Regions from separate parts of the Mus musculus genome. Here region 1 is linked to region 2. A link is a loop called in an ENCODE intact Hi-C map of the cell type or tissue named here. Cell type or tissue: heart. All regions are shown on one strand. Each heading gives the region's core, and the rest is flanking DNA. Links, peaks and the distances in the headings are about the cores only. Region 1 holds the start of Kif3b (kinesin family member 3B). Region 2 holds the start of Asxl1 (additional sex combs like 1).

Region 1 (9,972 bases), core at 1,129-9,128, 54 kb before region 2:
CTGTATTGCTCTCTGCCCCATCCCTTTGAAGCAATCCTCCTGTTTCTACTCCCCACAGCACTGTGGTTACAGGCTATCTCAAAACCCTTTCTGGGGCTGGAGAGATAACTCAGCGGTTAAGAGCACTGACTGCTCTTCCAAAGGTTCTGAGTTCAGATCCCAGCAACCACATGGTGGCTCACAACCACCCATAATGAGATCTGACGCCCTTTTCTGGAGTGTCTGAAGATAGCTACGGTGTACTTACATATAATAAATAAAATAAATCTTTAAAAAACAACCCTTTCTGGGTTGGTTGGTACATGTGTACTGGGATCCAAATTCAAAGTCATCATGGTTTGCACAGTGAACACTCTTAACCGCTGAGTAGTCTTTCCAGGCCCCCATTATCCATGTGCTGTGGCATGCATGAGAAGGTAAGAGAACAACTTTTGGGGTTCTATCCTTCCACCATATAGATTCGGAGGACTGAAAGGGTCTCAGGCTTGGTGGCAAGCGTCCTTACCTGACAAACCCACCATGCTGGCCCTAATGTATGCTTAGCCTTGACCTCACAGAGATCCACCTGCCTCTGCCTCTTGAGTGCTGGCATCAAATCTTCTATTTATTTATTTGTTTGTTTGTTTTATATATACGAGTACACAATCACTGTCTTCAAACACATCAGAAGAGGGCATTGAATCCCATTATAGATGGTTGTGAGCCACCATGTCGTTGCTGGGAATTGAACTCAGAACCTCTCCAAGGGCAGTCAGAGTTCTTAACCGCTGAGCCATCTCTCCAGCCCCTAATGTATGTTTTTAATAGGTGTCTTTGTGTGCTGCTATGGGCTAGCCACTGTGCTACAGAAGATACGCACACATAGTACGTACGTACATACGCAATACGTACGTGCATTCGTAATACGTACGTACATAGTTCCTGTCCTGGGAACTACGCATAAGCCCTGGTTTGCTTCTGGGACTTCTGGCTCTGCTGCTGACACCATTACTCTTACCGTCCCCTGTCATTTACTGTGCCCTACTTTTGGGTTTCATGCTTATTAACCCTTCAGCGAATCCTCACAGGAGCCCTTCAAGGAAGCCACGGGGTTGGAGCTTTAGCTCCGTGTAGAGCGTCCCTGAGAATCTCAAGGCTGTGGGTTACATCCCAGCACTGGGGGCAGAGGTTGGGGAGAAAAAGGGGAGGAATGAGGACCAGAAAGGTGGACTAACATGATCAAGGTCGCATATCCGTTAAGTGCCTGAGGAGGAAGCAATTACCTTCCGACCCTTGTCTGGCTTACTTCAGAAACATCAAAGATGTGAATTTAGAAGCCATTAGCTCCATCCCTAGTCTTCTGAGCCTCTCTTGGGTCACGCGGGCTCATCCATGCTGAACCTGGGCACCTCGCCAAGTGACAACCATTAAGCATGTCTCATGTATTTGGCCTCCATCCAAGCTCAGCATCTTATTTCCTCTTGAAAGGGGCTCAGGAATACCACCTCTTTACCATCCAATAAATAATTCCTATTTCTTTAGTCTTTTTATACCACCCCTTTCCAGCCCTCTTCCTCAAATAGCATCAAATTTCAAAGGACACTGAGCCCTCTTACCGGCAGGGCTCCTCTCATTGGCAGTTACTGCAGCCTTAGGACACCATGGGCCTATGTAATAGGTTTTATTTTTCCTTCCATGAGTTAGAGATTGGAATCCAGGACCTAGGGATGCCCAGCAAGTGCACTACACTCATTCTGTAGTTCAAGCTAGACTTGAACTCCTAATCTCTCTGTTTCTGCCACCTACCAAGTGCTGGGATGAGAGACATATATATCAGACTCCATATTGTACTTCATCTTTATGACAAACCTGGACAGTGTCAAATATATATTTTGCAGGTGGGTAATTTGAGTTCAAAGAATGATTTGCATTGGGTCACCTGCTGGATAAAGGACAGAATTGGAACTCAGGCCCCAAATTGTGTATACCTGAAGTCTTTGTTGGATAGTCTGGAACTATTCTGTGCAGTATGGTAGCCAGTAGCCACAGGTGACAACTCAAACACAAATTAACCAAAACTACGTAAACATGACTTGGTTGCTTGGTAGCCCTGGTGTCATTTTGGAAACAGAGCAGTTACATGTGGCTAGGGCAGCCATATTGGACGGTGCCAATACAGATCATTTCTACCACAGCCACAGGCTGCCGAACAGCACTGTTCTAGAATGTCAGAGAAGAAGGGAAACTTGGTGCTTTTGCCATGCCTTGGGGAACCAGGCCATGCTATCGGTCAACTCTGTAGGAAGTTCATTACAAGTTCCTTCCTGTAGGCAGGATCATAATAAAGGCCAGAAGCCCTGGCACACACCTTTAACCTCAGCATTTAGGAGACAGATACAGGTAGATCTATATGAATTGGAGGACAACCAGGTCTACATAGTAAGTTCTATATGGTGAGACCCTGTCTAAACCAAGTCATAGTAAAGCCAGCCATAGTGGTCGAGGGTAACAGCTGAGTGAGTTCGTTACTCAAGCATGAGGACCTGAGTTCAACCCCCAGCACCCAGATTAAAAGGCCACATTGGGGGCTGGGGAGTTGGCTCAGTCGTTGAGAGCACTGACTGCTTTTGCAGAGGACCAGGGTTCAATTCCCAGCACCCAAAGGGCAGTTCACAACTGGCTGTGTGTAAGTCCAGTTCCAATGAATATGATGCCTTCTTCTTACCACCTCAGGAACCAGACACTCACGAGGTGCACATGCGTACATGCAGGCAAACATTCATACACGTAAAATGGTAAAGAAGTTTAAAAACAATTTAAAGCCATGTCGTAGCACGTACTTGTGATCCCAGTGCTGGGAGTGAAAATCCCCCCCAAAAATGCTTTCTTCTATAAAATGCATTGGCATGGGGCTTCATCAGAGCAACAGAAAAATAACTAATACAGAAGAGGCAGAGGCAAGCAGATATCTGAGTTCAAGGCCAGCCTGGACTAAAGAGTGAATTCCAGGACAGCCAGGGCTACACTGAGAACACTGCCTCGGGAAAATGCAAGAAAGCAAACAAACAAAACCACCACTACCAATAACAACAACAAAACACCCGTCTGGGAGGCCCTGGGTTCTGTCTCCAGCACCACGTAAATGTCACGTGGTGCAATGTGCCTGTGATGTCAGAACTTAGGCAGGAGGATCAGAAGTTCCAGGTTATTTTTGTTTTCCTAGTGAATTTAAGGACAGCCCAGGGGCTGGAGAGATGGCTCAGCGGTTAAGAGCACTGACTGCTCTTCCAGAGGTCCTGAGTTCAATTCCCAGCAACCACATGGTGACTCACAAACATCTGTAATTGGATCAGATGCCTTCTTCTGGTGTGTCTGAAGACAGCTATAGTGTGTTTATATGCAATAAATAAATAAATCTTAAAACAAAACAAAACACAACAGCCCAGAATGGGAGAGGGTACAAAGAGCAACTAAAAGAACTAATGAAAATGAGAGAAAATTTTGGCAATTATTAGCCCTAGAAACTACCAAGAGATACAGAAGAGATGAAACATAAACACATATATTGCATTATGTTCTTGTAAACAACACATAATGTGTTTGTAACCAATACAGGTAAACTTTACTTTGCGTCAGTTTGGTAGGTATCTTTTTTTTTTCTTTGTGTGTAGCTCCAGCTCTCCTAGACTTGCTCTGTAGACCACATTGGCCTCCAACTCAGAGATCTGCCCACTCCTCCTTCCAGAGTGCTTTTTGCTTTGATGGAAGGGTAGCCGGACTCCAAAGATGCTATGCAGGGAGGATGACTTGATGTGATTCCGGTTTTCAAATTATTGTTCAGACTATCTAGTCGAGATGCCAACCATGCACTCCCAGCCCAGCTGGTTTGCATGTGCTGAAGTCAGAGGACAACCTAAGTTGTTTCTCTCCTGCCGGGTGGGTCCCTGGAATCTACCTCAAGCCGTCAAACGCGTTTACCCACTGAGCCATCAGAGGGTAGCATCTTTTCCCTACAATTATGTGTATTTATTTTTGATACTGAGGGACAGAGTCTCGCTGTGTAGTTCGGAACTTGCTCTGTACCCAAGCATGGTCTTGAGCTGTTCATCCTCCTGCCTCCATTTCCCGAGTGCTAGAACTATAGTCATGAGCCATCAAGCTCAACCAAAGTTTTTTGAGTTGATGGTAAGAATAGTGGGACTCCAAGGATGCCTTGCAGGGATGTGCTTCAGGTTTTAAATTATTATTCAGGTCACCTCGCCGGGAATGGATGGTCAGGCCTTATACTCTATTAACAGAGAACAAGAATTGCAGTCGAGTCTAAAGATGACAGGTGGCCTGGCCTTGCTTGTGGTGCTGTTCTTTAAAAAAGTGGAGAAAAGCAGGAATATATGAAAGGCAGACTGTGGGACTCGATGGCCAAATGAAAGTGACAGGCAGGACAGATTTTCCTTCATCCCTGGGTGGCCTTAATTGGGAGCCACTCAATACTAATCTGAGACCCAGATCAGAGAACTGACCTGAAAGAGCTTTCAGAAGGGGAGGATGAAAGCGCGTAGTGTGACCAAGATACTGGGCTCTGTTTCACAAACGGAGAAACTGAGGCACCCGAGACCAGAGGACCGAGTCCGGGTGCCTAGGAGGGTCAGAGTGTCCGCGCGCTGGGAACCTGGAAAACGCCGCTGCACTCCGGGTTCCGCCCCTCGGCGAGCTCCTCGCTTCGGAGGCCCAATAAAGTTATTGAAATTGACGCGGTTGCTAAGGAAGTGGGTCGCCGAGCCGGGTTGCTAAGGAAGTGAGCGCCGCGGTCTCTCCCCATCCGGGGCAGCTGGGAATGGCTGAGCCCCGGGTTCGCCGCCGCCGCCCGCTCTCGGCTGCGGCCGCAGGTGAGTTCGAGATGCTGGGGTCACCGCGGGGCGCCCAGCATTATCCCGATGTCGTTGCTCTGCGAGCCGCAGCATCCTTTGTCCGGCCTCTGTGGTATCTCTGACCACCCGGCTTTTTCTCGGGCGCGGCCGGTACGACCCCCCAGTCTCGGCCGCCCGTGCTCGCTCCTCACGGCCGGTCCGGGGCCACAGTCCCAGGCCCTGGCTGGAAAGGCAGCTCAGGAAGCAAGAACCTGAGGTCCGAGCCTCAGGGCGGTGCCTGGCTCGCTGTGTGACCTTGGACAAACCCCTTGCCTTCTCTGGCAGCAGCAGACCTGTCTGCCCATTGGGGTCTTGACACTTGCCGAGGAGACTTGTATATGAAAGGGCTCCAAGTGGGAAGAGGGTGAACGGCCAGGATACTCTATGTGGAGACCAAGAGAACTGTTTGAAGTCTGAGTGCTTGAGTTTGAGGCTGCATAGCGTGGCGTTGAGTCTTCTCATCTGTAAATCAGATCATGGGATTGCCCTTCGTGGGAAGCAGGGCGTCTGGAGTAGCTTGGGACATGATGCTTAAAAAAACAAAACAAAACATGTTAATTGCATATAACGGGTTTCATGATGACGTTTCATCCGTGTGTATAATTTATTTTATTCGTGCTCCCCTCCCACTGACCCTTTCCCTTCACTTTTTAGTCCCTTCTAATTCCATGCCCTAGCGCAGTTTACAAAAATTAGGTTCTTTTGAGGAGCATGGGCGTTTTGCCCGTGGCTACACTACAGAAGAAAATGCCTGCTACTCCCTCAATCACCAATAACTCATGTGAGGTGTTAGGTTTGGGGGTGTGGTGGTGGTGGGGACACAACACCTCAGGAATGGGTGGCTGTGTTGTGAGCCCCTCCCCCTAGCAACCGTTAACTGCCCATAAATCCTCGTGTAGGGGTGGGTCCTGTTGAGCCCCTCCCCCTCCACAAAACACGTGGTTAAGTACTACTTATCACTAATGGGATGGAGCCTTCCAAGAAGGGGAAGATGACTTGGAACCAGAAGGACTTAGGTGTGTAGCTTGCTAGTGCATATGGGTATTCTAGACACCCTGGCCATTCCCCACCCACAGTTTTACTTTGTAGTCTGCTCAGAGGGGGGAAGTTACTGACCTCTTAAAAGGTTCTGTACTTGTGCCATGCCTGTCACCCGGTATATTCATAACAAGAATAGGGGTATTTATCTCTTCTGAGAAGTGCTTAGAGCAACTTGATGCTTAAGAAGTTTTTTGAGGCGTATTATCTCATTTAGTCTTCACAGACAGTGTCAGGCAGCTGGTGATGTCACCCGCTCTTGTAGATGAGGAACCTGTGCCTGAGAAAAGTGAACGGCTTGCCTAAGACTGAGGCTTAAGGTGTGATGGAGCTGGACGGCATTTTACTCCCCGCTCCCTGATGCCTCTGCTTTCTCAACAGTAACTGCTAGAAGGCCACAAGGGTATTTTGGGTTGCTTCTAATTGCTTTGGCTAGAAGTTGTTCTCCCAGTGGCATGGAAACAAGATCTCAGAAAAAAAAAGCTCTGCATGTTTTAGTTTGTTCCTAGCATATATTAATTTTATCTGATAAATTTGACTGACTTTTTAAAAATACCATTACTGTAGTTTGTGTGTGTGTGAGTGCCAGCCTGTGCTGTGGTGTGTGGAGGTGAGAAGTCGGCTTTGTGGAGTTGACTCCTTCCACCTTTCGGTGGGCCTTGGGGATCAAACTCCGTAGACTCAGGTTGTCAGGCCTGTGTGGCCAGTGCTTTCCCTGCTGAGCCGTCTCCCCTGCCCCATGTGATGTTTAAATTCGTGTGTATGTGTGTGTTTTGATCATACTTACCTCCATCACCTTCCTACTCCTGCTGATACCCTCTCTTCCCACATTGTCTCCCCTTCCACAGCTCCCCTCTTTGATGACCCAGCCAGTCTAATTAGGATGGCTTATGGGAACACACATGAGGATTTATTTATAAGAGCACAAGTAACTTACTAGTGTTTCCATGGCTGAAGAAGTGCCTCTTTCTCAGTCACCATGGACTGTCTGTAAGTCCTCAGAGACGAGCGGGGCCTTATGAAGCCCTGCCCGCTTCTGTGACTAAATATTGATGGGCTCAGTCTCATAGACTTCTGTACAGATAGGCACAGCTGCTAAGAGTTCACAGGGCCACAGCATGTCCTACCCAGAGGCAGCATTCCACACGCCACTCCCCTCTTCTGCCTCTTACATTCTTTCTATCCCCTCTTCTGTGATGCTCTCTGAACCTTGAAGGGGGTGAAATGCCCCCCTTTAGACTGAGCACTCAGTAGTCCCCTACTTCCAGCACCTTGGCCACTTATGAGCCTCAGTAGCCACCGCCCACTGCAAACGAAGCGTCTGTGAGCAAAGCTGACTCCATTACTAATCTATAGGCATAAACCTAAATATTTAGAAAGCAGTTTGACAGATACATCATAGCCATTTAGGAGCTCAACAGCAGTGACTCCCCACTAGGGCCTGGGTCTTCTCCACATGGGCTTTGACTAGGCTATAAGGAATTGCTGTCTGTGGAGAAGGCTGCAGTGCAAGCTGTTGGTTAGCCTGTAAGTGTCCTGGCCCATCTTGCTGGGCAGGTCGTTACTGTAGGATGAAGCATCCACAACTGAGTGACACTGTTGATGGGAGCTCTTCCTTAGCAGGCTGCATAGCATCTTCCACCCTGTGAACCATGGCCAGCAGCGGGGAAGCGTCCAGCTCAGTTTCAGCTTGGTTTCTCTTTGTCATGAAATCAAAGCTTGTACTGTCTTCAGCAACAAGTTCTTACCGTCTCATAATGGTGGGCAACCAACAGCAGTTGCGATAGCCTGTTTGGGGTACCTCGAGGGCATCCCTGGTGATTTGAATGGGACCACTGAGACATCCAGCCCCGTGGGTTGAACAGCTGCCTGTTTCTTGGCCTGTACAGTGAGTGACAGCCGTTGGTGGACTACTGCATCTCCTTTTAATAATAAATCCCCTTTTAATAAACACTCTGATCCTCCATTCTGTCTGTTCCTTTAGCAAACCCTGACCAACAATTCATGGTAAGGTAGTCCAACCCTGGCACTAACATTTTCCTATAATAATTTGTGGCTATAAATTGCTCGGCACATTTGGTAAATGTTAGCTGTCATTATTTGGGCTTAACTTAGCACGTGTACTGTATTTTACATTCTGATAGTGGTTGGTGAGTGAGTATAGTGTGTGCTTATAATCTCAGGTCTGTCAGTCCTCAGAGATGATCAGAAGCATGAAGCAGTTGTCATTGTGGCAGTGTGTGACTGTGGTGTCATTGCAGGATTTCTCCATGAACCAGGACCTCCTTACCAGGGTGGGTGCAAGGAAAGGAGAAATCTGGTGCGGCGGGCTGTGCTCAGGTGGTAGAATGTTGCCTGGCATACACGAATCCTGGATTTCTCCTCTAGTGCCATGTAGACACTGGCATGGTGGCTCATGTCTGCAGTCCCAGAACTCGGGTGCTGGAGGTGGAGTTCAAGGCCACCTTGCCTGTATATCAGTCGGAGACACATGAGGCCCTGTTTTTGTTTTAAGGAGGAAAATGGCTAATTGGAGGTTTTGTTGTTTGGAACCAAATTCAGTAAATGTTTATTACATTTCTCTATCCCAGGGATATACAGGATACTGTATCTTCATGGCCTTCAAGGAACCCCGAGCTTAACTTGCAAATAACTTCATTTGACAGTATTTGATCTGCCTGCCCATTGGGTGTCAGGCCTTGCACATGCTAGGCGGGCACTCCACTAACCAGCCCATCTCTGGCGTCATGGTTTTTGTTTAAGGCCGACTTGTTGCTCTGGCCAGCCTCTAATTCCTAGGCTCAAGTGATCTTGTCACCTTAGTTTTCTGAGCAAATGAGACTGTAGGTGTATGTTAACACACTTGCCTTGACTTGTCTAAATGGATTCATGGATTGTGTTTGTGTTGGCCATAGAGTAAAGCCCTGCTGTCTTCTGCTGTGTCCTGAGATGCCTGCTAGGCACCCAGATAGGAGCTAGTAGTGGGGTGGTGGGGGAGTGGGGAACCTCAGATTGCTCCTACATCTTTTTCTTTCCCTGTTATCTTTCCCTTCCCCCTCCCTTTCCTTTCTCCTCTCTTTTTCTTTTTTTCCATTATTTTTTAAAGATTTATTTTTATTTTCTGTGCACTGGTTTGCCTGCATGTATGTTTGTGTGAGGGTACCAGGTCCCCTAGAACTGGAGTTACAGTTGTGAGCTGACATGTAGGTGCTGGGAATTGAACCTGGCTCCTCTGGAAGAGCAGCCAATGCCCTTAACTGCTGAGCCATCTCTTCAGCTCTCTTTCCATTTCTTCTTGTCTTTCTGGGCCTTGTTACGTAGCCTAGGTTAGCCCCAGCACTTGCTCTCCCGCATGCTGGGTTCGTACACATTTCAGGTTGCCAAGGAAGAACCTTGTCTTGTGACAGTTGACACACTGCTGTCTGTATGGATCTTGATGCTCTGGAGTTCTGAATTGGGCCTTTATTTGGTCTCATTGGTACCCGTGAGGAAAGCAAGGTGCAGATTAAACTCTCCAGTGAACAATGGCGGAACTCCTAGGAAGAGAAACCATGCTGCCGGGCAGAAGCCCACCCACCTCACAGTGGTGTCCGGGTCTTCAGACGCCAGGCACAGTGCTCTTGTTGTATTCCTATGGCTTCGTTTGTGGGACATTTGCTGAGCAACAGGTATTTGCTGTGGCAGCCCTGTGCAGCCTGGGGATATGACAGTGAAGAGATGGCTGAGGTCCTTGTCTCACAGCGTTCAGCAGGTGCAAACCCAAAACCAAAAAGTAGGCAGACGGGATTTGAACTGGAGGAACACAGTGGGAGCAATGGCGCAGTAGTGTGCTGGAAAGCCATTCTCCAGGGATGGAGGGGACACTGCTGCATTAACTGGGGGAGGCGGTGACATTTTTGTTGAGGTTTGATCTCGGGAAGGGGCTCACTGTTTGAAGGTATACCAAAAGGATAAAGACTCCACGGTGGTCCTGAGCTAATTCCAGAAACTGCAGGAAGTGGCTGTGATGGGGTGAGTGGAGAGGTGGCTGGGAGTAGGGGGAGTCTAC
Region 2 (9,972 bases), core at 666-8,665:
TTTTACATCATAATGGAGCACACATTCTAGATTTGGAAGATGTGACAGAAAAAATATATTTACTATATCACTATTATAACTGCCACTTTAAATGTTTTATTGTTTTTGAAGTAAAAACTTTTAAAGTTAAAATAATGCAATTTTTTAGCAAGTATTTTTTTTAAAGATTTATTTATTTTTATTATATGTAAGTACACTGTAGTTGTCTTCAGACACTCCAGAAGAGGGAGTTAGATCTCATTATGGATGGTTGTGAGCCACCATGTGGTTGCTGGGATTTGAACTTCAGACCTTCAGAAGAGCAGTTGGGTGCTCTTACCCACTGAGCCATCTCACCAGCCCAATGCAATTTTTTTGTACAGAAAAATTACCAGTAAACTAACTAGTCTTATAAAACCTAGAGAACTATTGTTAAACATTTTGGCAATTTAAATACCTTCTCCAGAGCATGGGAGACTAAAGAGTAGAATTTAAAAAACTGTGACTGGCCCAGGATTTATGAGTTAAGTCATGCATTGTGAGGGTAGATTTGGCAACACAACGAGACTGGGAATGTCCTGAAGTCTCTACTTTGCACTTGTGGAGACCTTCCTGGGTAAAATCTTATCTTAGTTTTTTCCCTACATGAGCGCTTTCCAAAACTGTTATGAGACCATTCAATAGGGGATAATTCCTCAGAGACTGTCTACAACAAAAGAATTACTGAGAATGGTTCATACACCAACAGTTTGACTGCCTACTATATGCCCAAGACTATGGCTGGCATTTGGGGTATACAGAAAAAAAATCCAAACAGATGCCAAATGTATAGTTACCAACCAAAAGCCATGCAAAGAAATGCAATGTGCAAAGGGGCTGGAGAGTTCCACATTAGCTGATCATCTGCAATGCTGAAGCTGAGAAATAGTGATCTCATCTATTCTTCTGAGATGGGGTCTTCCTGTGTTATCGAGGCTGTTTGTAAACTTCAGGGTTCAAGTGCTTCTCGAACTGTGTCATCCAAGTATGCAAGCATGTGCCACTTGTTCAGATCGCCCGTTGACTTTTGTCATATTCTCTGCTGTCCAATGACAGTGCTTGGTTGATGAAGTTGCATAACTTATTCAAGGCCACACAACTGGAGAACAGCTACGGTTTCAAACTCAGACCCACTGGAGTCCAGAACCAATTTTTTTTTTTTTTCAATTCTTAAAAAAAAAAGTATGTGTATCGGTGTTCTGCCCCACATGTATGAAATAGGCAGTTGTGAGGTACCATGTGGGTTCTGGGAATTGAACTCATGTTCTCTGTAAGAGCACTTGCCCTGAGCATCTCTCTCTCCAGCCCTAGAACTAGTGTTACCAGATCACAGTGAGGATCAGGGATTCTATGTCCTTTTGTGTCTCTCTGCTGTTTCTTGCTTGTATTATTCTTAATTTGTGTGCTTTGTTCATAAATTTGAAAACAATGACTCATCCCCAGACTGGGCGGGGTTGAACAGCAGTTCCGTTTATCTTACTCAGCCCATGGCACCCCTGTTAACTTTCAAAGGTCACCTGTAATAAAAGCACAGTGATAAAAACAACGTTAAATCACACTAAAAGCATGTATATGCTTGCTGCTTCTGACAAACTTGTGATTCTTGTTAATTAGGAAAAAAAAAAAAACACCACCAAAACCTCTTAAGGCTTAATAACCAAATCTAATTTTCAAATATTTCCCTCTCCTTTCTTTGGTAGAGTCTCTTAGATTGGCTTCAAAATATGGAGCCCAGGCTGCCTTTGAGCTTAAAATCTTCCTGCTTTCATCTCCCAAGTGATGAAATTAGACATGAGCTGTCTCACCCATTTCCAACACGTACCTTATACAGACCTCTGGAAGTACTACTTTCTCTTCATGCTTAATGAGGCTATTGTCACTAATTTGATTCTCCAAGGGTAGAGATCTTGAAATATTCATGTGATCTTCCCACAGCCTGTACCACTTGTGAAAACTAGGCAACTGCTTGCTGATACAAACTGAAAAGGTCTGACACAATGTTTGCATTGGGCTTTATTGGCTGTAACAAGTTAAAGCAATAGGAGCTTAAAGCACACTGAGAAAAGCCTGTTGCTTCCTGGGCCAGGAGTCCACATACTGAGTGGGTTTCAGTGGTTCCCTGCTCTAATCTGAGGCTGAAGTCAAGGTATGTATTTTCTTTTCTGGAAACTCTTGTTTCTGAGTTCATCTGCACTGTCAGAGTTCAGCTCCACTGGGTTGAATGACTAAGGTCCCTAATTCCTCACTGCTGTTGGCAGGTTTAGTCCTGATGCTGCTTACATTCCTTTGCTTTCTGCTACTTCAAAGCCAGTAACAGCAAACTGAATTGCTTCACATTTCCAAAACACCTATACTTTCTGGGACCCACGTGGCCCACTCAGAAGTCTAGGATGATCTTCCTAAGGTCTAAAATTGATCTGCAAAGCTCCTTTTTCCAATGAGTGTAATGGAGTTCTGGGTCCCCACCCATGGGTCAAGCCAACCTGCAATACTTAATAAGAACTTGTCCCAAAACATAAAGGGCTTGAAAGGTAGGACAGTGGTAAAGCATCTACCATGCATCTTGAGCCCAAGTCCCAACACAACAAAACACAAAGCCTGCATTTTACAGTCTTCCCTATTCAACCCTTCCAAGTGTGTGGCTTTGTTGGAGCTATGGATCAATTCAAAACATCTGAACCACTATCCTCTCAGAGGTGATTGTCTCAGCTGCAGATTGAAAAACTATAAGCAAAACTACCAAAGGCCAGGGTTAGTGGGGCATGCATTTTAATCTCACATGTATTAATGGGAGGCAGAGGTAAGACAATAGAAGCCCATTGACGCCAGCCTGTCCATATTGTGAGTTTTTGTTTCAAAATAAAAAAATAGTGAAATGGTGTTAGGATATGCTCAGGGATTGTGGGAGGTCCTCAGTTCAACTCTCTCCCCACCAACAGAGTCCTAATATACACCTAATTTAATCCCAGCACTTGGAAGGCAGTGGCAGGTGGATCTGAGTCCAGAGCTAACCTGGTCTACACAGTGAGTTCCAGGCCAGTCAGGTGTCTGTCTCAAAAACAAAACCTAAAATGTCAAAAACAATAACAATAAAATAATTTTAGATGTAGTTCTCCCCTCGCTTTTGGGATGAAATGAGAAGAGTGTTTCTGTTTATTGAATTTGAGTCTTGGGTGAGCACTAATAAGGACCGCTGAGTCCTTTAGGTACAAGGGTTGGACTGCTGGGTGATTTCTTCGTCTCAGCACTGGCTGCCTGTGTACTAACACCACAAGAGTACAGGGTGTTTTTTTACCCACATAAACCTTTCAAAAACTGTAAAACCTGGCCATCAATCCAGTTCAAGACTGTAGAGATGTTTCTGTACTTTGGGCCAACAAACACAGAAAAATAATGTTCTGGGTGCTTCAAACCTTATCATCCTGTCACTGCAATCAAGGAACAGAGGCTCCATTGCCCACTGTGTAGTAATAACAGCTCTCATTTATTCTACAGCAGAAGCCAAATTACATGAGCCTAATATCAGGATCTTCCACATTCTCTCCCATCTTCTAGATACTTCATGCTAATTTGTACCCCATCAAGGTTGTGGGATACTATGCTAACATTGATCAAACAGGCTCAGCGGGGTTAGGAGTAGTCAAGGAGTCACAACTAGGATTCTAAATCTAGGTTGGCTGACATTAGGACTTGACCTCTCTCCGGGCAACTGCGTCTAAATATACACTCAGGTGCATTTAGATTTCTGTGGATGGACCTTCAGTGTTTACCTACTATCGGATCATCAAATTCACCTGGCGGCAACGCTGCTGGAAACTGCAGGTGCATTCTCTGCAAACACACAGAGGTATTACAAGAGGAAATGGGTTAATCACCTAAGTCGGTCAATCGTGCAATAACCGTTTTACTGATATGAGTGTCTCTTTGCTTATTACTATGCGCCAGTTGACTCATTTAAGGGTGGGCCAAAAAGAAAAGTCCTGCTTTTTGTCACCCACCAGAAGTCCAGAAGAGAACTGTGTATGCGGTGGGGGATGGTGCAGTGGAAGCAGGGTAGCAGACTACCAACTCCAGATCCGAAACCGCACTGGACCCGCCACCAGAATCAAAAAAAAGCTTTGAACGGGTTAACCGCGCGCGCGGCCAGGGGGGAGTCCAGCCACCGCCCCTTCCCAGCACCACCTCCCAGAAACCCTCAGGCCTCCGCTAGTTCCCGAACCTCGCGAGACCCCGCCCCATCTTTTTCTGACCGACTTCCCGCCCCCTTCTTTACCGTGCTTGGAGCGCAGCGGGGTACGGAAGAAAGTGGGCGGAAAACAGGAGCCCGGGGCACTCCGGGAAATGTGGTCCAAGCACTTGAGGCAGCCATTTTCTTCCGGAGAGGGGTAGGCCAGGAAGCCAGTGAGGACTACAAATCCCAGCCACCCTTTCGGTTTGTTTTTGTTCAAAAAAAAAAAAAAAAAACCCACACTCCCCCTCCTCACTCTTCTCTCTCACACACACGCGGGCACACACATACACACACATACCCACGGCAGACACGCACGCATCCGAGCGTCGAAAGGAAAGCCGCGTCTCGCCATCCGGGCCCGCCCGCCACTAGTTCGCTCTTGGGTTTCCCAGCAGCGCGGGAACGCGGAGGCCGGAGCCGTGACCTCTGACCCCGTGGTTATGCGGAGCCGCCGCATTCCTTAGCCATCGCGGGGCTGCCGCTGCCGCTGCCACCGTGGGCGACTGACGCAGCGCGGGCGCGTGGAGCCGCCGCCGCCCCTCCCCCCAGCGCCACCCTCGCGCCGGGGTCTCGCTCTAGCCAGTCCCGGTGCGCCCGCCCTCTCCGGCCGCACCCGAGCCCTCGCACGCGCCGCCGCCGCCACGCGCCCCCCGCCGCTGCCGCCGCCTCCGCCCCAGCCCCGCGCCGCCACCGCCCCAGTCCGCCCCGCCCGAAGGACCCGCGTGGAGCCGCCACCGCCGCCGCGGAGGAGGAGGATGAAGGACAAACAGAAGAGGAAGAAGGAGCGCACGTGGGCCGAGGCCGCGCGCCTGGTGAGCCGAGCTGCCCGGGGGGCCGCGGCGGGGGGCGTAGGGGGTGGGCTCCGCGCGGCTCCCCGGGCGGGGGAGGGGCGAGGCCCTGCCCACCGCAGCAGGGGGCGGGGCCGCCCGGGTGTGGAGCTCCCGAGGTCCCGGGCCCGAGGAGGCTGGGACGCCTTTTCTCTGCATCCCCCCACCCCTTGAATTCCTGCGGAGGGGCGAGCTGGCAAGCGGCTCCTCCCCCCTCCGAGCGCCCGGGCGCCAGTCTCCCCTCCCCCCACGTTGGCAGCAGCAGCGGGGGGTCCCGGGGAAAGCGCCCGTTTATTCTTCTGCGGGGAGTTAGGTTTCCGGGAAAGGTCGGAAGTGCTTCCCCGGACTTCTTCGTGGGCAGAGGTGTGTGGGTCACTAAGACACCGTAGGGGTGGGAAAAGTGCCCCTGGTTTCAAGGACGCGAGAAGCATTTAGAGCGTTGGCAATTTAAACCAGGTGTGTGTCGGAAAGCAGTCGCTAAGGACCGATGTGAACCCTGAGTAGTGGTTCTCAAACTACTAGAGTGCCCGGTGGGAGCATACCTGGGGACTTTGTTTCAAACATTGGCACTAGGGCTCATTTTAAACACACTGAACTCGAGATTCCTCTGAGAAACAGTACTTTAGGCAGCTGCTTAAGCGATTGTTATGCCGGTGACCCTCGAATATTTAAATCACACTGAGCCCTGTGACTACAATGGGGGGTAGGCAGTTTGCAGAGGAGCAGAATACACTTTGCCAAGAATGTGTATCTGTTTGAGGCTTCCCTTCTGAGGGTTTAGTTAAAAAAAAAAAAAAGTAAATAGGTTTTTGAGCTCGCTACCTGCCCAGAGGATTTGTGGCTTTTCTGTTTCCCAAGCTTCAGTAGACTTGTGCGATAGCTTTCTTTTGGACTCAAAATACAAAGCCAAAAGACCGGAGGCATGTTCTTATGAAATGTTGCTGGTGACAATTCTAATGGTTTATACTTTTCTCGGAGATGTCACTTCCTCAGACTGCCACAGTGCAGGGTTATGGGTGCATCCTGCTTTTGTGTTGACGCCCTGTATTTTATATGTAATTGTTATAATTTAGTTTTAATGGTGGAGTGAAGCTCAGCTTTCTTCTAGCCGTTCCTTTTACTGGAAAGTGAGTTCTGTCTGCCTCAAAAGTGTTGGAGGTTGATAAAGATCTAGAGTGAACCCTTTTTTTTTTTAGAGTCTGTGAAAGCCGGTTATTCATTTACCCATGGCTGTTTGAGCTACCAGAGAATTTCCACTGGTATTCCTGATCATCGCTCTTCTCCTGTTACCCTGGGAACAGAAACAGGGATTGTTTGTGTGAAAGATGTAGTTTATTTTTTGCTTGGCATATGAAAATTGAAACTCCGAGGTGGTGTATTTTTCCTTCTGTGATTCAATCAAAACTAGAACTTTGCCTAGTATTTATGATTTTTGGAACTTAATGATTTCTTCATGCTTCTCTTAATAAATTTAAGTCTGAAGGAGCTTAGGAGAAAGCTAAAATGTAGGTTTTTTTATTTTATCATGGAAGTTGTTGGATCTTGACCATTGAAGTTCTAAGTTTCTGTGTGCAGGTGTTTATGACTCTGGGCACCCAAGGAATATTTGCTTGCCAGAACCCTACTTGTTAGAGGTAGGTGAAAGTACCTTCAGATCCTGTGTTATTTATGTCCTGACAGCTCTGAAATCTTCTCCTCTCAAAGCTCTTTGGGCTCTTATTAATTGAAAGGCTCTGGCAGTTTGGAATCCACTGTTATTTTAAGCCTCTTTAAGTTCTTAAATTTACTGTGGTTTGAATTCCAAGGTTAAGGTTGCTATTTCTATTTTATCATTGGCTCACCTTCAAGCTCAATTATCTGAAGTTATTTCTCTTTTTCTACTGTGGCTCTTCAGTTAAAAATAGTAATCTGAACAGGAATTTCTTTGTGGTGTAGTTGTACATTTGAAAGAGGACTTGTGGGAACATGGTATGCAATTTTGCATATCTTTTATGTGCTTTGTATTTTAGAATTTTCTGTGCTTTTTGTGGGGGTGGATGGGGGAGTGCAAAGTCGTCTTCCCATTAAAAAGAAAAAGTCCCGCTACACTGAGTGCTGGGAGTTTTTGCTTTTACTTCATAAAGGAACACCTGGCAAGCAGTGAGCTACAATGGCAATGCAGTCAGTTTTGCCACAAGGTTACTATTGGTAACTGCTTTTGGACAGTTGAAATTAGATCACATGTTATGGCGACTCATGTGCTTGTCAGGTGGGGGTTTCTAATCGCTCTTGGCCTTGCTCAAATTGGGGAGTAGATAATAACCTTATATATGCCATTTTGACGTAGGAAAGCTTACAGGATTCTGGAGAATTCTAGCAGAGTAGCCGACTCCTGCAGATGGGTTTTTGCAGTTGTTAGATTTAAGAAGTGGACATTCTTCTCTCAGATGCCTTACAGAGTGCATGGCATTTCTAGCTATCGGAAGTAGAGATGTGGAATAAATATGCCATCTTGTTAGGAACAATTTGGGAGAAACAGCCAAGGAGATTTTCTTTTAAATTGTGTACTACACTTAAATAGATTTCTCTGGCTTTTGAGAAATGCTACATTGCATGCTTTGTTTTTGCTCTGATTCATGTCTGAACATTCTTTTTTTTTTTTAAGATGTATTTATATTTATTTATTTATTTATTTATAAGTACCTAAGTACACTGTAGCTGTCTTCAGATGCACCAGAAGAGGACGGCAGATCTCGTTACGGTTGGTTGTGAGCCACCATGTGGTTGCTGGGATTTGAACTCAGGACCTTCGGAAGAGCAGTCGGTGCTCTTAACCGCTGAGCCATCTCTCCAGCCCATGACTGAACATTCTTATATCAAACATTTTTTTCCTTTCAAGTAGAGAGTTTTTTCTTTCCTTCAAAAAAATATGTGGTCTAGAAAGACTAGCAATAGAGCACTGCTGGATTGTTCTGAAAACTAGTGGTTTATATACAATTTTAATGAAAATGAGTACTTTATATCTTCATACGTAATATCTCTTTAGAAGTTTTTTTTCTTCTGTTTTAAGATTCTCAGGGTCTTTCTGGCTACTGTTTAAATAATTGGTAGGTATTTTTTTCAGTCATGCTCTTTTTTTCCCTTGTAGGAGATTTGTTAGATTTGTGTGTGTGTGTGTGTGTGTGTGTCAGTGTCAGGAGAGGCCCAGAGTTAAACAGGTATTTTGGTTTCTGTCTTTTGTTTAGGAATAAATATGCTTAGTTCCTCACTTCCCTTTGAAGTATCCTGGCTTGGGAGATTACTTTTACTGTGGAACAATGGGTTCACTGAAAAAGAGATTTGACTCTGCTGATATAGATTAGGGAGTGCTTCCAGAGGGAAGGTAGTTTCTGATCTGAGCCTTGAACAGTTAGTGAGATGTAGGTAGGCCTGTCACAGAGGCAGAAGCTGATGAAAAAAACATGGCTGAAGGAGGAGAGAAAAACTACATGGGTGTGAATATATTTGCAAAGTGTGCAAATGGGGTGAAACAAAGAGGAATTGCAGGTATGAAGATGTGTGGGTCGGTGAGGCAGTCTTGCTGGGGGGCAGATAGGTTATTGAGAGGCTTTGTGTGCCCAGCTTCTGGGCACCTACGGGTGCTTACTCAAGTTCTTTTCAATTTGAAAAATGACCCTGAGAGGAAAGTCTTAATACTTGAAGAGTGAGAGATTCCCCCTTTGGCTCAGGTTGGATAGGTACATAGGTACTTGCTTCAGTTTGGAAGAATAGAATTGAAATCTTATCCTGTCTTATTCTAAAGCCTGCACTTTAGTGGCTGGCTGGGTTCTGGAAACATACTTTCTGCTGCTTATGGAGAGACAGAGTTGCTGAAGATGATTTTGAAATAGGAACATGAAGGTAGACTGTGTGGTCTGCTACAAGGCAGGTTCCGTGTGGTTTTAAGTGAGGGATAATCACAAACAGGAATGGATTTGAGAACAGGGCTGGACTCAAGGATATAATTGAAAAAGCTGTTGTGTTGGGTCACTGGCTGTGGTAGTGAGCCAGGTAGATGAGAGCGAAGGGTGCTACATGTGTGTTGTTAAATTAGGTGCCAATTAAGGTAAGGAATGTAGGGAGAAAGGGTAGGGATGGAGGGGGAGATAAAGGAGAGTTGCTCAGGTGAATTAGAGTTGAATGAGTTAAGAATGGACAGTTAGACTGATGAGTCATACAGAACTACTTGACTCTGAAGCTTGGGAGAAGTCGGGTAGAGGTAGATAGGGTCGGAGTCATCAGGGTTAGAAGCAGCACTAGTAACTGACAAGAGCAGTGTCAAAATGAACAGAGAGGCTAAGGAGGAAAAAGGGGAGGTTTGCTTTAGTATTTCCTTCTCCAAACTCTGACTTCCTTTAGTGATAAGGTCTGTTGTAGCCTTCCTTTGGAACTTCCTGCCTGCCCACCCCACCCCCATCCCCCTTTAATAAGTGACAGAACTTGGGTGTTACACTTGTTAGCTTGGAGTGCCTGCAGCAGCTGCTCAGGTGTCGAAAGTGAGATAATGAAATGACAACGTTCTTTTCCTGTTAGAGGAGCATTTCTGAAACAGCTCAACTTTGTGAAGATTGCTGAGGAAGTACATTAGTTACAGACCTAGTTACTGATGGACTAACACAGGCAGGAAATTAGGTTCCTCATTGTTATGTGAGTCACAGAGAAAACTTACAGCATCGTGTTGTCGAGTGACAAAATGTACTGTGGCAGTTAACCCCAGAATTTCATGGTTTAATGGGAAAGAACTGAAGCTGGGCATGGCTCACACTTGTAATCCCAGCACTTGGTAGACAAAGGCAAGCGGGTCTTTGTAAATTTGAGACTGACCTAGTCTACATAGTCAGTTGCATGTCAGATGGGACTGCATAGTGAGACTGTATT

The links. Hi-C counts contacts between places; a loop is a spot of excess contacts. Peaks named below come from ENCODE experiments on the same cell type or tissue, not always from the same donor. Only the 100,000 strongest peaks of a DNase experiment are listed, where the experiment ranks them.
Region 1: it touches region 2 in a loop (2.5-fold over the local background); 12 of 42 quality-filtered maps call a loop at or near these places.

What each region holds. Positions count from the first base shown.
Region 1 is chr2:153,286,640-153,296,611 of GRCm38, forward strand. It overlaps Kif3b (kinesin family member 3B), which reads left to right and starts at 4,777. Exons shown (of 9, transcript NM_008444.4): 1 at 4,777-4,865. It overlaps Gm39961 (a long non-coding RNA gene), which reads right to left and starts at 4,787. Exons shown (of 3, transcript XR_866869.2): 1 at 4,500-4,787. In heart, for the core only: no CTCF peak of the experiment used is centred there; DNase peaks (open chromatin) are centred at 4,752 and 5,772; H3K4me3 peaks cover 1,924 bases; H3K27ac peaks cover 1,026 bases.
Region 2 is chr2:153,341,330-153,351,301 of GRCm38, forward strand. Asxl1 (additional sex combs like 1) reads left to right here and starts at 4,501. Exons shown (of 13, transcript NM_001039939.2): 1 at 4,501-5,061. The coding sequence starts at 5,005. 2500004C02Rik (RIKEN cDNA 2500004C02 gene) reads right to left here and starts at 4,481. Exons shown (of 2, transcript NR_040318.1): 1 at 4,292-4,481; 2 at 1-1,535. In heart, for the core only: no CTCF peak of the experiment used is centred there; DNase peaks (open chromatin) are centred at 4,282, 4,922 and 5,112; H3K4me3 peaks cover 4,582 bases; H3K27ac peaks cover 4,185 bases.